Regions from separate parts of the Homo sapiens genome. Here region 1 is linked to region 2. Evidence: chromatin contacts called from ENCODE POLR2A ChIA-PET data. All regions are on one chromosome and are shown on one strand. The core of a region is the stretch at or near the end of the contact, and the rest is flanking DNA. Distances in the headings are between cores, read along the strand shown. Region 1 overlaps SH3TC2 (SH3 domain and tetratricopeptide repeats 2). Region 2 holds the start of ABLIM3 (actin binding LIM protein family member 3).

Region 1 (5,727 bases), core at 133-2,632, 140 kb after region 2:
CAAGCAGATTGGAATTTGTGCTCTTCACCGATTTTCTCAGGGAAAGACCCCTTCCCCTTGCCAGCAGAGGAACCTGTAGTTTTTTCCATTTCTTTCTTCAGAACCAAAGTATGTATCACTCCTCATGCTCACAGGGATTGACAGGAGAGAATTCACCAGGATCTTAGCTCAAAAGACACAGCCTCAGAATGGCCAGATGGATTGCACGAAACCTGACTTGGATTCACCATCTTCCTCCTGCCATAAGGCTGTGCTCCCACATAACCTCCCAGAAGCTCCAGGGAAGCTTTCCAAGAGCAAAGGCTTGGAAATTGAATGTTAAGAAAATTATGACATAAATTACATGTAAATAGTGTATATGATTAAATATTGTCCAGTTACATTTACACACACATTTTGTCTCATCCACAATGGGGGCAGATGAGATGGAGGACTTGATGGATGGGAGAGAATACCAATACATGTCTTTTTTTTTTTTTTTTTTTTTTGAGACAGTTTCTCCTCTGTTGCCCAGGCTGGAGTTCAGTGGTACAGTCAGGGCTTCCTGCGACCTCAGACTCCGGGGCTCAAGTGATCCTCCAGTGTCAACCTCCTGAGTAGCTGGAACTACAGGCATGTGCCATACCCAACTACAAGGCATCTTATTGATTTCAGGGCAGCTGCTTTACAAAGCATCTCTATTAATAACATCACTGCATAGCACACTGAGTGGCCTAAAACACTTATAATCTCATGGTTTCTGAAGGGCAGGAATCCAAGCATGACTTAGCTGAGCCCACCAGCTTAGGGTGGTTCACAGGCTGCAATCAGCTGGGGCTGCAGTTATCTCAACTTCAACTAGAGAAGGATGGGCTTCCAAGCTCACCCACACAGCTGTTGTTAGGAGTCAGTTTTTTGCTAGCTGTTGGCCAGAGGCTTCCTGCAGCCACTTGCCACGTGGGCCTCTCCACAGGGCAGTCACAACATGGCACCATGCTTCACTAGAGGGAGCAAACAAGAGGAGCAAGAACCAGAGTGAGCAGGAGAAAAGGGAGTGACTCTTTCTATAACCTGATCACAGAAGTGACATCTCCTTAGTCTTGCCTATTCAATTCATAATAAATGAGTCACTAGGTCTAGCTCCCACAAGAGGGGAGTGTTTACCAACAGCTTGAATACCAGATGGTGAGGAATCATTGGGGATCATTTCAGAAGTGACCTACCACAGTATCTGAGTTCTTTGATAATGAAATTGGGAATTCTCTAATTTCAGCAAACTGAAAATATGGTCCACTAACCAGCAGCATCAGCATCACCTGTGAGATTGTTTGAAATGAAAATCTGTGGCCCCACCTATGATCTCTGAATCAGAATCTCTGGATCCCAGAACGCTGACTCGTCCAAGCTTTCCTGGTGATTTTAATGCACCCTAAAGTATGGGAAGCACCACTGCAGGGCAAGAGCCCTCAGATAGTGTGCATAACTATTACCTGGTGAGGTTGTGGAACATGAACTTCTTGGTTTCTATCTCTAATAATTCTGATTCAGTAGATCTGGGATGTATCCCAGGAACATGCATTTTTAGAAAGCAACTCAAGCAAGCCTGATGCAGGTGGTTCACCCTTGCTCCTTTTCTGTGAACCACAAGGATACCAGCCATAATTCCCTGCATCTGATGCCCATCAGCTTAGCTTTTATTATCAGACCATCTGCCCTTAATTTCTAGCTTCTTGGGCTGACCAGATGATTGGTTGTATGAAAGGGTGAGATGGGAGTGGTGAGTTGAGCCGCCATTGCATCTTCTAGTCATCAAGGTTGTCTACTAATTGGCACACATTTTCTCTTAGAGATGTGGTTGGTTGTCAAAAGGCTGTCTACTCTAGAGAGTATTCTCCAGGAAGGAGAAGCTTCCAGTTGTCTAATTAGTAAAGTTATCTAATCTACTACCATGGAGAATAGATGTGGTTTTGCCCCCACCACAAGCTGTAAAAGCCCCAAGCTGGGAGGGACGTTGCGGTTGAGGCTATTCAGTCTAATCTCCCGTGCATAGTCCTTTCAACAACATTCCTGGGAGACAGTCAGGGGCACACACATTCCAGAACAGTTACATATCGTGTATTTGAAGAAGGCTCACACAGCCCTGGAAACCATGCCACTGGCCATTCCCCATCTGACTCAGGTTACAGATCCCCTCCCTTTTCCCACTGACCACTCACTCTCCTCTGGCCAGATTTGTTTCTGTTTCTCTGAAAGAGCAGTTCCCACAACTGCATGAGGCTTTTGATATTGGCCGGTGGGTGAAGAGTACAGAGGGATGTTACTATACTTAATTTGATTCTTCCTCTCCCCAGCAGCCACATCTGTCCTTGGCTTCCATTGAGCTTTATAATCAGTTGAAACTTCTGTGTCTTCTGACTTGAACTTCTGTTTGGACAGATCTTTCTCAATTGCTGCAAATATGCACATGCATTTGCATATGCATACACATACACACACATACGTGAAGAGCGTTGTTTCTATCCATGTTACATCTCCTTGGAAATTTTAGCTAAAATTTCCCAATTCTGTGCACTTTGATTTACCTATAAATCTGATGAATTTACCCATAACCAGGTCAGTTATAAAAATGTTTAGCATGTTTCCAAAGACAAGGGTAAGACTATTTTTTTAAAATAAGAAAAACATTGTGCTATATAATTGCAATTACTACATTCTATATGTAAACCGCTTGCTAAAACTCTTTTAAAAAGTGTTTAAAATTTTCATTTTTGAAATGTGGGCCAGCTATTCCCTTTGGAAACATGTTGATGCTGTCTTTTTTTCATGATCCACAGAGAGTAAAGTGGTGATTGGATTTGGTCTCTACTTAAACATTTAAAAAAATAAGTGTATCATAGCCAAACATGATCTAGTTACCCTCTTTATTCTAATTGTTCCCTCAAATCTTATATGGGCTGTGTGACTGCTGGCTCCTTACATCTAATCTAAATAAAGAACAAGAAGGGCATTGCAACATTGTGGAAAACCCTGTAACATGTTTTCTCAGCTTTCAGGTATACTAGTTCCCTGTCCAACAGTATTAACATTCTGAAATCCAATATTGCTTTTGTCCTTTTCTTATTTGCTTTTCCATTATTTTAAGATGCCTTTATATTGTGCATGTGTATATATATGTATGTGTGTGTGTGTGTGTTCATTTTCTTCCTCTTTGTAAATATAATGCACCTCATTTGGCAGAAGTTTATTTGGGGAAGGGAATATGCAGGAATGGAGGGTGTTAGGATGAGGGATCAGGAAGCCTATCACTAAAGGGAACCTGTATTTTGGTCTTGATTTTGATATTAAATTGCAGTGCGACCTTGGGCAAGTCACTTAACCTCTACACATCTCAGATATTTGTCCTCTGATAAAAGAACCTCACCTCTGGGTTTTTCAGCAGTGCTATTTTTATACTGTATGAATAGGATGAGAAATAGTATTGGAGAGATGAAATAATATATTTTTATAGCTCAATTATATTATCTTCTTTTTACAGGTGAGTAAACTGAGGAACAGAAGGGTAACTTTCTCCCAGACACATTGGTAGTTAGTGGCAAAGACAGTGGTACTTGAGGCGGGGGTCTCATGACTCAAGGACTTAGTTGCACAAATGACAGGATTTCTGCTGTTCAGGGCTTCCTTCACAGTTGTGTGTGTATATGTACACGTGTGTGTATGTATGCATGCATTTATCACGATATGCACCAAAGAGCCTTTACAAAACATTTTCTAAATTGATTTACTTCTTTTACTCATATTAACTTATTTTTATAAGGGATGACTAGTCTATATAGAAGAAAAACTTGTATTGTTTTCCATAAACAGAATTATGTAAATAATGGCAAATACAATGAAAATAAAATAATGCATTAACTTCAAGCTAGGTCCTGTTGCTCATTGCAAGCACCCAGCCTAGGCCTTATCTGGCATTGTTTGAAAACAGAGAGATTAATAAGTGGCAGAGAGTGTAGATGACAGACTAGCAACAACCACTTTTTCCTTGCACACTCAGAGAAATGGAGTAAGCAGGGAAGAGGACTGAGCTCCTTCTGAGGAGGGTCAGTGTCATTCAATGCCAGGTTTGGGCACACATTTCAGGGAAGTGGGGATTCAGCTGGGTGACAGGAAAGGGGCAAATGATATATTATGTAATATGATTCAGTATCAGAAGCATTGTGATTGGTGTTAGTTACAGGATGTTACAGGCACTGCGGGGAAGGGATTTTACCCAGACAGGGTTACGGGCATCAGGAAGGGCTTTCTGGAGGACGTGATATCCAAACTGAGTTCTGAAAGGGACACTTACTTAATTCTAACTGCAGACCAGCAGGTTGGTATTGACAGACAGTGCATGTGTCAAGCAAAGGTCCAGAGGGTGGACAGGGGGTGATGTTTTCTGAGAACAGGTCACTCTGAGTGCAGTGAGGCTGGAGCAGATTCAGGGAAGCAAAGAGGGTTTGGATTCTACCTGGAGGTTGAGGGGAAGGTATAGAAGGATTATAAGCAGTTGAAAGAAACATGGTCAGATTTGTGCTTTGGAAAGATGATTCTAGAAGCAGCATGAGACTAGATTAGGGCAGCAGTGGAGAAGGTAGAAAACACATTAGGACTTGGCGATTGCAACACAACACTCCAGCCTTGATTCAGATATCAACAGTTTTCCCCACTAATGTTCTTCTGATCCCACATTGGATTTAGTTGCCATATTTCCCTATGCATCTCTGGTCTATGACGGTTTCTGCCTTTCCTTGTTTTTCATGACCTTGTCAGTTTTGGTCTCTTTTCCTCTTTTAATTGCTCCCATTGAGATGTGTGGACAAGCGGCAAAGAAGGAAGAAATTCAAGGGAATGGGCTCTGCACTCACTCAGGTGGCAGCTCAGGTGGGGGCAATGTAATGTGTTTTGGAGTTGGGCATACTTAGGTTAGAATCTGTTTCTTACTAGCTGTGTGACCTTCTGCAAATTAATTAACTTCCCTGAGCCCAGGGCTGTCAGAATTATATCAGACTTACTTATGTCATAGACAAGGAAATGGCTAAAAAGGAAATCCATCTTTGGAGGCATGTAAGCCTTGACATTGAGAAGTGCAGCCAAACCTGGAGGTGTGGCCAGGCACCCTGGTCCTGCATTCAGGGACACTTGGGTCTGAAGCTCTTTCTCCTTTTCATCACTGAGTGACCTGAGCAACTTACTTTACCTCTTTAAGCTTCAATTATTCCTCTGCTCAGACTTTTAATTGAGACGAGATGTATGGATGGCTTGGTATGAATGTCAATTGGTGGTAGCTGTCACAATGAAGCAGAACTGAGTAGATTCTTAATAAGCACATCTATTCCTGGGTCCCACACCGTTAAGCGGGAGGGTGTGTATGTTAGGGGTGCTCTTTGCTACTGGGCCTCTCACTTGGCGGTCTTCCCTCTTCGGTGGGACAGCATATATTTCCTGATATGTACCCCCTCACTCTCCCAACTCTGTCTGATTATTCCAGAACTCAGGGGACTTGAGGATGGAGGCTGCTGGAAGTGCTGGCTCTGGGAATGTGCACTTCGTTCACCCTCCTCTAAGGGGTGTCTTCTCCCCAGAGAAGCAGAGACAAGTGACTGCTTAGGGGGTGGGGATTCTCCCCAGCTGCCATGGTGCAGGATCAAGAATAACTTGCGTGGCCAGGACTGCACAGTGGGGCTGCTTGGCTTGGCTTCCCAGTACAGA
Region 2 (5,208 bases), core at 1,549-4,048:
TTGCTGTGTCCCCCAGGTGTCTGTTTAGAGAAGCACTTCCTCCTGGGGGGAACCCGGAGGGCTTCCAAGGCTGCTGAGCCATTCTCCTCTGTTCATTTTCCATTACTGCAAAATTCACACACTCTCCCTGCTTATAAAAAGTAGTGGCATTTTTGCCAGTCCTCATATTCTGCAGTATCCAACTCTATTGATTCTTTTTTCTTTTCTTTCTTTCTTTTTCTTAAAAGAAGGATAGTCTGTTTCCTTCTTTCAGGAATACTCAGTGTTACTAATAGGACAAGAGTTCCTTAGCATTCCAGAGAGAGAAAAGGGCAGAGTCAGTTGCCTGTTTCTTTTCTTAGTTCCTTGAAAAATAGATGAGCCATCTTTCTTTTCTGTCACTTAGTGGGAAAGGACTCTCATAAATACATTTTTTTTTCCTAGAGATAGTGAGAAGTGACAGGCAACTCACATCTTTATTTGCCTGAAAACATGCAAATGCAAACATGTGACCCACTAGCTGATAGAGGCTACAGGATTTTCCTCTTTTCCTGAGCCTGGTATGAAGCCAAAACACCATTCCAGCCTGTCAAAATCAAAAGGCAAAATTCTTTGGCTGTAAGAGGCAGAGGGAGTCCAGCCACACTCGCTAGCTTAGCATAGATATGCAATACACAAAGGAAGACAGCAGAGAGATGAATCATACAAATACGTAGTAAATAAATATATTTTATTTTCATCTCAGTAGCTTTTGCTTTTTTTTTTCTCTTCCATGCTAGGAGGTGGGGGTGGGGTGGGGTGTGTGAGGAAATAGTAGGTTTTGGCTGGATACAGCTTCAATAAGGTCTTGATAGTTCTGGCCTTGTTGCTCAGCTCTAGCTTTTTAAGAAAAAAAGTGTAGATTCTTAGATTAGAAGGCTTTCTTTTATTATTATTATTATTATTTTTTGAGACAGAGTCTCACTCTGTCGCCCAGGCTGGAGTGCAGTGGTGTGATCTCGGCTCACTGCAACCTCTGCCTCCCAGGTTCAAGCAATTCTCCTGCCTCAGCCTCTTGAGTAGCTGGGATTACAGGCCCACACCACCACACCTGGCTAATTTTTGTGTTTTTAGTAGAGACGGGGTTTCATCATGTTGGTCAGGCTGGTCTCGAACTCCTGACCTCGTGATCCACCTGCCTCTGCCTCCCAAAGTGCTGGGATTACAGGCATGGAACACGGTGCCTGGCCGATTAGAAGGCTTTCTAATTCAACCCCTCTCATCATACAGATGAGCAGTCTGAGATGCAGAGAGGGGACTGATAACAAAGTCATAGACCCAGGGAAGTGACTGTTCATAGGGGTTCTCTGGTTCAACAGCCCTATGCGATGCTGGAATAACCTAGACAGGCCAAGCTGACAAGAGGGCAGGAGAGTGAGTCTGGAACCAAGATATGCCCTCCCAGGTCACAGCGCTACATTGAAGAGAAACAGACTGTGCCTTCTTGAATTTCGGACTGCATTCTCAGTAGCTGAGGCCCTACCTGGCAGCAAAATATCTGGTCCTGGCTCTGCAAGCAGTTGTTGCCTCTGGCATGTTAGAGCCCTTGGCCAAAGGGCTGTTCCTGTCTTCTTGTTCTCAAGGATAGCTAACCAGCCTGCAGGTACATAGAGAAACCAGCCCTGGGCCCACCGGGCTGCAGGCACTCGGGAGCTGGATCTTTCACAATCTCCAGACCCAAAGGTGGCTTGGCGATTATTTGTTTATCAAACTGCGGCTTCCCAGCCCACTGCCTGCCCACACCCACCTACCCTCCCGCCTGCCCACAGGCCAGCCTCCCTGCTCTTCCCACCTCTGGGACAGGCAGGGCCCTCCATGGTTTTCCAGATGTGTGCAGGGAGTTCTCCTCAGAGCCCCCACAGTCAGACAATGGCCACACACTGCTTCCTAGGCCTTCCCAGGCAGTGCTAGAAGGAGACGAGCAGCCTTCCCAGGAGAGGCGGCCGGCGCCGCTGATAAAATATTGGCAAAATTATCACGAAAAGCCAGAGTCATGAAGCTATCCCTCTGCCAAGGAGCACGGAAAGCACCAAAAAAGAGCCTGGGGGTCATGTGTCCAGAGATGCCAGGCTTCCTTCCTCTTTCCAGGCAGCCCGAGCGCAGGCTCCCTCACCTCCCGCCCCCACCCCTGTTCCCATGGCAAAGGAGAGGAGGATCCACTTACTGCTAGTGTTCATGGTGATGTCTTTGCACTGGGTCTTTCATTCAATACGGAGGCCCCGGCTGCTTTTTAAATCTTCCGTTCTTCGAACCTCACTCATCACCTGGGGGGTGAAAAGGCAGTCCAGTGCCAGCTCTGTATCCTCAGGTGCTCTCTCTCCCTCTGCTGTCCCCTCTCTGTCTGGGCTGTAGCCCCTGGCCTTGAAGGCGCGTGGACTAATAGGCGCAGGTGAGAGCAAGGAGAAGGAGGCGGCAGGACACCGGCGCCCCGGTCCTCCTGCTCCTCAGATTGGAATCCCGGGCAGAAGTGGGGTTGGCAGCGCCTGCTCGCGCGCACCCCGGACTATTCCTGCCCAGCGGCTCCGGAGCCCAAAGGGGGTGTGGACCACAGGGAGGCAGGGCGGGGGCAGCGCGTCCCCGCCCGGCTTCAAGGAGCAGCGACCCGCCCCGGAACCCACCTCTCGGCCAGTGTCGGGAGCCAGAGGCCCCTGCCCCGGCCCCTGCGACTGATTTCATGAATCCTGGTCCTCGTCTGGGGTCTCGAATTCCAGGGCTAGCAATGCGAAATAGGGGAGCTCGACATCCATGATGCGGGCTCGCGGGTTGGCAGCGCAGGGGGCGCGGCCGCTCGCTGCTGCCACCTGCTGGACGCACCGGCGCGTGTCCGAGGCCCCGCCCCGCCGGGCTTCTGCCTGGGCCCTAGGGTGTGATGGGAGATGGACGAGGCCTTGTGAGATGGACGAGGCCTTGTGTCCTGGGACCAACGAGGGAGTGCTTGAGCGCTTGTTTTCCCTCCCTCGATCCTGGGGTTCTAAGGGCTCGACAATGATAGGAAAAGAAACATCATTAGGAGGGGCCGTGAAGGAAAACCTGGCTTTGCAGGAAGACAGTTTCCACCCGGCTCTGCTCTGGCAAGCTTGGCGCAGTCTAGGCTCAAGCCGGTCACTACCGTCTCTGCCTCATCTTTCTCAACTATGAATATGGCGTCTGGACAAGTGGATAACACGTAAGGGGCTCTTCCAGCCTCCCAGCGTTTATGTCCCCTCTTCCCTCACAGATTCCCTTTATCCTCTATCGCTGATTCATCATTAGAATTGTTTATTACCTCTTTTCCCCACGAGAATGTTAGCTCCGTGAAAGAATGGGTCTGTCCGTAGGGTTCACCTACAGGCCCCCAATACCTAGCACAGGGCCCGGCATATAGTGGCTACCAATAAATATTTGTTGACAGAGCAACCCAGACATTTTCTGGGTTTAATATTACACAGCCCTAAGAGTAGACTGCCTAGGCGCCCCACCCTGAAACACTTCCCCGTCTGAGGAGAACAGCAGGTATGTGGCCTCACAGGTCCACCCTAGTTTTCATATGGTCAACTAACTCTTCCCCCAAGTTGTTGTTGTTTTTTTTTTTTTTTTTGTAATTATGTCTTATACGTGTGTATTGTAGAAGTTTATATTCCAAAGTGTTTTAGTCACAATTGATTCAGTGGGGTAGGGCTCTTTACATTCCTGTGACTACTTACTCTGTCACTTTCTGAACCTAATTCATGATCATAGAAGCATGACTTTTGAGTGCTGAAAAACAAGACTGTGAGGGCACATGATCCTTGTCTATAGCATGACTTCAATTAGAGCATGTGCAGACTCAAAAGGCTGTGAACACTCACAGCCCCAGCTTAGACAAGGAAACAGGGTGTCAGAGAGGCTGGGCAACGTGCCCTAAGACACACAGCATCTTGTGGCAGAATCGGACCAGATCTTCTCACTTCTAGCTTGATCCTGTGTGAGAGTGGCTCAGTGCACTAAAGTCTGGGATATCAGTGTGAGATTAGATAGCTGCCCTATTAAAATTGGGGAAAGACAAATACGATGTTTTTATACAATGCTTTTAGATAAATACAACGTTTCTACCTTACACAGGGAGGAAAAAAAGGATATGGCTCATGACCCCGAGAGGTGATCAGGATTAAAGAATCTTTGGATAAACCTAAGGATCAATAGATTTGAAACACATTTGATAGATTGTTAAGAATTTTGTCCACATGTTCTCACTCATAAGTGGGAGTTGAACAATAAGAGCACATGGACACAGGGAGGGGAACATCACACACTGGGGCTTGTTGTGGGATAGGGGACTGGGGGAGGGATAGCATTAGGAGAAATACCTAATGTAAATGATGAGTTGATGGGTGCAGCAAACCAACATGGCACATGTATACCTAGGTAACAAACCTGCACGTTGTGCACATGTACCCTAGAACTTAAAGTATAATAATAATTTTTTAAAAAAGAATTTTGTCCAATGGGGTGGAGGTAAAAATAGCCCTAATGTCCTCACGGTCGTTCTTAAAATTTTGTGTCGATAACAAACGCCTGAGATACCTCCAAAAATGCAGATTCCCAGGCCCTGGACTCCCTTGCTCAGCATTTGAAACAAGCATCCCAGGTGATTCATAGACAGCTCTTTGAAAAGGGTAGAGGCCTAAAATAGCTTTGAAAACGTAAGTGATTAGTAAATATTTAAATTATTCCACTTTATGTGTCCTCTACATTTTCAGATGGGATTCCTTGTTCAGTTTCCAAGTTGCAGGTAACTTGCTAGATTCTAATGCTTGGAAAAACATTTTTCTGGGAGAAAGTTCAGATAAATTAGACATGTAAAATTAACTGTTCTATTCCATGAGCATATTTAGTTATCACCCAAGGCCTCAATGTTCAGAAAATTTCAAATTATAAGAAATAGTCAAATGAAAGCATGATATTCATTCATTAGTTCATTCACTCAGCAATTATTTATCGAGGGTATGCTTTGTGGTAGCCCCAGTGCTGGCTTCTGGGGATACCGTGGAGAACAGGACAGACAAGAGCTCTACCCAATAATGGATGATTGCAGAAAAAATAAAAAATAAAGAAATAAAAAGAACTCCAACCTCATAAGCATAAATCCAATCCTGGGACAGCGGGGAGACAATTAACTAAGCAAAATATAAATTAGCTAAACCCGATGGTGGCCTGGGGAAGAGCCCAGGT

Evidence for each region. ChIA-PET counts read pairs that join two places held with the same protein, here RNA polymerase II (POLR2A).
Region 1: POLR2A ChIA-PET joins it to region 2 with 10 read pairs in PC-9. The contact joins the enhancer-like site here to the promoter of ABLIM3 in region 2. POLR2A ChIA-PET finds 5 or more read pairs at or near these places in 4 of 52 experiments (PC-3, PC-9, activated CD4-positive, alpha-beta T cell and 1 more).

Annotation. Positions count from the first base shown.
Region 1 is chr5:148,998,611-149,004,337 of GRCh38, reverse strand. SH3TC2 (SH3 domain and tetratricopeptide repeats 2) reads left to right here. Exons shown (of 17, transcript NM_024577.4): 17 at 1-5,727. Among named protein-coding and RNA genes, the nearest start is that of MIR584, 61 kb to the left of the region's middle. Within about 2 kb of position 1,382, at least 6 of the 41 ENCODE cell types and tissues checked have a DNase peak (open chromatin) inside an H3K27ac peak, as active enhancers do; they include PC-3 and PC-9, where a contact is called at or near this core.
Region 2 is chr5:149,139,083-149,144,290 of GRCh38, reverse strand. ABLIM3 (actin binding LIM protein family member 3) reads right to left here and starts at 2,798. Exons shown (of 24, transcript NM_014945.5): 1 at 2,637-2,798; 2 at 2,183-2,282. The coding sequence starts at 2,195. LOC124901102 (a long non-coding RNA gene) reads right to left here and starts at 2,175. Exons shown (of 2, transcript XR_007058988.1): 1 at 1,502-2,175; 2 at 693-858. RefSeq lists enhancers at 1,376-1,875, 1,876-2,377 and a silencer at 2,683-2,932.